Linked DNA regions of Homo sapiens: region 1 is linked to region 2. Evidence: read pairs that join two places in POLR2A ChIA-PET (ENCODE). Cell type or tissue: A673. All regions are shown on one strand.

What was found. Peaks named below come from ENCODE experiments on the same cell type or tissue, not always from the same donor. Only the 100,000 strongest peaks of a DNase experiment are listed, where the experiment ranks them.
Region 1: POLR2A ChIA-PET joins it to region 2 with 11 read pairs; 4 of 35 experiments call an interaction of 5 or more read pairs at or near these places.

The regions. Positions count from the first base shown.
Region 1 is chr17:28,570,265-28,572,764 of GRCh38, forward strand. PIGS (phosphatidylinositol glycan anchor biosynthesis class S) reads right to left here and starts at 1,260. Exons shown (of 12, transcript NM_033198.4): 1 at 1,199-1,260; 2 at 785-924; 3 at 588-699. The coding sequence starts at 1,232. RefSeq lists a silencer at 604-800 and enhancers at 781-900, 1,591-1,640. In A673, no CTCF peak of the experiment used is centred here; DNase peaks (open chromatin) are centred at 667 and 1,357; H3K4me3 peaks cover 1,980 bases; H3K27ac peaks cover 1,546 bases.
Region 2 is chr17:28,841,744-28,844,243 of GRCh38, forward strand. FAM222B (family with sequence similarity 222 member B) reads right to left here and starts at 1,047. Exons shown (of 3, transcript NM_001077498.3): 1 at 939-1,047. RefSeq lists an enhancer at 626-1,140 and a silencer at 826-1,015. In A673, no CTCF peak of the experiment used is centred here; a DNase peak (open chromatin) is centred at 1,068; H3K4me3 peaks cover 1,474 bases; H3K27ac peaks cover 1,502 bases.

The DNA.
Region 1 (2,500 bases), 270 kb before region 2:
CTTTGGGAGGCTGAGGCATGCGGATCACCTGAAGTCAGGAGTTCGAGAGCAGCATGGCCAACATGGCATAACCCCGTCTCTACTAAAAATACAAAAATTAGCTGGGCGTAGTGTCGCGCGCCTGTAATCCCAGCTACTCGGGTGGCTGGTGCAGAAGAATCGCTTGAACCCAGGAGGCAGAGGTTGCAGTGAGCCAAGATGGCGCCACTGCACTCCAGCCTGGGCGACAGAGCGAAGCTCCGTCTCAAAATATAATAAATAAATAAACAAACAAACTAAATAGGGCCTATATGCAAATCCAATTTAATTTCAAACTCTGTGTTCTTTCCACTATATCCCACCTCTTCCCCTATACCCTGATGGGCATCAACTGCTTCCGATTAGGTAGCCTGTCTTACGAGTAAAATTGCTATTTAGTGACTGTGAATTTGAAAGTAGTTTTTTTCTGACCAAACACACTGTTCATTCAGAGGTCTTTCAACAGTAAGTTTTTAACTGCGTTTATGGTACACCCCCGCTCCTCCCACCCAACTCAGCTCTGAACTGAGCTCAGAGGCGAAAAGCAGCCCTGATCCCCAGTAACTCACATTTCAGAGGAATCTCTCTTTCATGCACAACGGTGAAGGGCAGCTTCTCCTGGTCGTCCAGGGGCACTGACTCCCGCGTAAACACGACAGTGACAGGCACCATGAGGCGGAGCTACAGGAAGGAGCATCAGGGCCGTCACTGAGTCTCCACCTTGCCGGGGGGGCTGTCCCCCGACCCTCCCGCACAGCAGTCTCACCTGAAGGGCATTCAGGCCACTGATCTGGGAGTAAGGCAACGAGGCCCGGTAGGTCTCCGTGGTCTTCCACCAGAGCGGTAGCCCCAGCACGATGGCCACCGCAGCGAAGAAGAGGGCGGCGCGCTTGCCCCGGGCCACCTCTGAGGGCATGGGGAACCGACTGAGGCGCTGGAAACGGGCTAGGGTACCGGCCCCATCCCCGACGCGGAGAAGCCCCAACCACCGGCCTCCAGGGGCCCGCGTTCATTGGGATCTCCGTGCGAAGGGACCCGGCCCAAGCCTGAAGGGAATCTCGTCTGAAGAGACCCCCGAGCCCCCCGTCCGCGGGACCTCTCGCACACCACAATCCCCACCCCTGCTATTCCTCCCTTGCCATCAGCTAGCTGCAGGCCCCCCACCCGAAGCCCACCGCACCTAGGTGTGTAGCCGCAGCCCCGGCGGCCGCCATGCTAGCTTCCGGCTGCTCCGGCCACCGTGGGGGCAGAGCTTCGTGAGCCTCACCCAATCGGAATCTCTGCAACGAGGGGGCAGGACCGCGGCGGTGATCGGGGCCAATCGCGAGCGCTACTCCAGACCCGCAGACGGGAGCAAGCGGGCGAGGGGTGGGAGGGCTCCGCTGGGAGCTTCGCTGGGGATCTGAAAGGAAGTCACCCGGGCGCGGAGGGACAGCCTAGGGGCCGTGCGGGTTTCGGCGCTGCTGGAACGAAGTTCCCCGCTTCCCTGTAGAACACACTTCTAGCCCCGCAATCAAGAGCGCAACCTCTGCAGTCCTTAAATACTAGCTGGGCAACTACAGGCAGCTCCGAGGCTCATCTGAAAATGGAGATATTTACATAAATGAGGCCGTTCTTGTAAGGAGCCTGGCACACGGAAAGCCCTCAACGTCAACTGTCACGGTCTTATTATCCTTATCGTAGAACTCCTCTTAGGGTGCCCTCTCCTCAAAGCCTCAAACACGGAGGTAGCAAGCTAGTATGTTTTAGCACAATTGGCTCTCTCGCTATTTTAAAATACGTTTTAATTCATTTCCAACTTGGAAAACTCAGAATACTTCACTTAAAAATCTTGAAAAGTCATGAGCCCAGACTCTAGATGCTGATCACTGCGGTTCAAATCCTGGCTTCATCACTTATTAGGTGAGTGATCGTGAGAAGATCGTTCTGTGCCTATCTGTGCCTGTTTTCTCTATTAAAATAGGGATGATAGTAATAGTACCTACTTTATAGAGTTGTATGAAATGTGTCAGTACATATAAAGTGATTAGAACAGGGTTGGTGCTATGTGCAAGCTATTTTTGTTATTATAAAGTCAGGCCACACAGGGTGGAGCATTTGTAGCCTCCCCAGTTGACACAGAACACACGCAGCTTGTTATCTCTTCTTTTTATCTGCTTAGACCCAGGTTCTCAGCCTACCTCACAACCCAGCCCAGTGGTTAAAGTTCAGCATCAGGCCTCACCAGAGCTGTCCTTACCCAGACCCTCCAATTGGCTCCCTTTGTGCCCACTTCTACCCCAAATGAAAATGGGCCATAGCCCTTGGCAACCTCCTAGATGCCCTGCTCAGCCCTGGCAGCCCGCAGAGCCTTGGTTTTCCTCTTTGGGCGGGAGTCCAGGTGCTCGCTTGCCCTTACTGGTGTGGCTCACCCTAGTGGAAGGTACCAGGTCCCAGCTGGGCTTAACACTGCGAGATGGGAGAGACTCCCACCCACTCTTAT
Region 2 (2,500 bases):
AAATATTTTAATAGATTGGCCCTCCATCCTTTCGGGTGAGGAGCTGCAAACCGTTTGTAAAAACGCCGGAGTACGGTATTTTTCCTACAGAAGTCTGATGGCTAATTTATCACATTACAGAACTGGTAGTTCTGCACATGGTCTGCTGTGCCCATAAAGAAAGCACATATGTGTCTACTGAGGTTTTACAAACAATACGCTTCTTATCTTAACAGAGAAATCAGTCATTCCATTAACAACGGTAAGGTCTAAATTCCACTAACATTGTTGGTGATACATTAACATCAACATAGTACTTACAATTCACAATTTGCATAAACAATCTCAATTACATAGGTGATGCTTGCAATAGCCCGTTTGAAGCATGACATCTTCCTGGTGTTCAGAAAGGTTAAGTGGGACCTGCCCAAGGTTACCTAACAGCTTTATCAATGGTGGACTTCCTTTCGAACCTGCCTGACTCTAAGCCCCTAGCTCTTTTCCCTAGACCCCTCCCGGCTTTCAAAAGAGGGTTCCCGACTCCCATCCTCTACCCAGAGCAGCCTATTACTCCGGGAGACCGACCCTTCCCCTGCCTGGTTCAGAGGTGGCTTCTTAAGCTCCAGCAGAGCTTTCATCCTCCACCACCCTCCCCCCGCAATCATTCTCTGAAAGAAGCGGAAAGGAGAGGCGACCAAAAGCTCCTGGAGGAAGGGATGATACAAATGGGCTGCTTCACTCCACAGCACGCAACCCCGTCCCCCTCCACCAAGCTGTCCAGCTCTGCGGCCGGCGACCGGGCCACCCGTGCCCCAAATTCTCCCATCATCACCTCAAACTGTACCTCCCCCACGCCCTTCCGTCTCCCACAGTCAGAGCCCACCCCACAAAGTCATGTATCCTTCCGCTAAGTTACCCTCTTCCCACGCGTTGTCCACTCCCCCTCCACCACTACTCACGGTCGGTGACTGGGCCCGGCCCTCATGGCTGCTCCTTTGCCGCCCGCCGCCCGCCGCCACCACTTCTCCACTGCCCGGCCCCTCAGTCACCGGCGCAGCTGTGGGGACTACCCGGAGCCGCTCCTGCGCCTGCGCAGCGTGTAGCGCCTGGGCCCTTTCGGGCCGCACGCGCCTGCGCAGCCCCTGCCGGGGGCGTCTTCCTCAGTGCCTGATGGTCTGGACCCCTGGGTCTCTAGTGGACATGGGAGCTGGCCTTGAAGAATTCTGAGGCTTAGAGAATTTGGCGGCTGCCTCAGGGTACGCCTCTGGAGTACCGTGCCTAGGTTACTAAACCCTTGGATCGCGCTTCCCCAAGGAGCCACAGACTTACTGGCTCTTCCAGAATTCTGCATCCTACTTGCACTTAAAGGCCTGAATTCAGGTGCTCTGAGGTGACCACTGATGATAAATTTGGGTCTTTTTTTTTTTTTTTCTGAGTCGAAGTTTCGCTCTTGTTGTCCAGGTTGGAGTGCAATGGCGTGATCTCGGCTCAAACAACCTCCGCCTCCCGGGTTCAAGCGATTCTCCTGCCTCAGCCTCCCGAGTAGCTGGGATTACAGGCATGCACCACCACGCCCAGCTAATTTTGTATTTTTAGTAGAGACGGGGTTTTATCATGTTGGTCAGGCTGGTCTCGAACTCCCGACCTCAGGTGATCCACCCACCTCAGCCTTCTAAAGCGCTGGGATTACAAGCATGAGCCACCGCGCCCAGCCTGGGTCTTTTTTTTTTTTTTTTTTTTTTGAGACGGAGTTTTGCTCTTGTTGCCCAGGCTGGAGTGCAGTGGCGCGATCTCAGCTCACTGCAACCTCCGCCTCCCGGGTTCAAACGATTCTCCTGCCTCAGCCTCCTGACTAGCTGGGATTACAGGCTTGCACCACCACGCCTGGCTAACTTTTGTATTTTTAGTAGAGACGGGGTTTCACCATGTTGGCCAGGCTGGTCTCGAACTCCTGACCTCAGATGATTCGCCCGCCCCGGCCTCCCAAAGTGCTGGGATTACAGGCCTGAGTCACCATGCCTGGTAAAATTTGGGTCTCTTTCAAGATGATCGTGTCTAGAATGTATCGGGGGTAATTATGTAAAGGCAGCTTTGCCATCCTAGAATACGCTACTAGCTAGGAGGTGCAATGAAGTCCTGGGGACCTTGTCAAGGAGGTGACCTCGCCTAGAATGCACTGGGGACACCGCTAAGTTCAGTATGTTTATCAAGCACATGCTGTTTATTGGACAGAAATGTTCTAGGCATCGCGTGTATGCTATTGAGGAATTCGCAGGCAAATAGTCCCCTGCTTTCCAGCTCTCACTGTGAGCCTGGCCCTTTTTCAAACTGGTAAAAGAAAACCACTAAAGTCCAGTGAGGCCCAACTGTCAGTCCCTAGACTACTGTGCTGCTTTGGCATAGCCTGACAAGAGACTAAGCTCAATCGAGTCCTGAGAATTCAACAAAACAGACTTGAAAGCAGCAGGCAAGAGGAGGTACAGGACTAAACTCTCTCCTCATCACCATGGCTCTTTTTTCT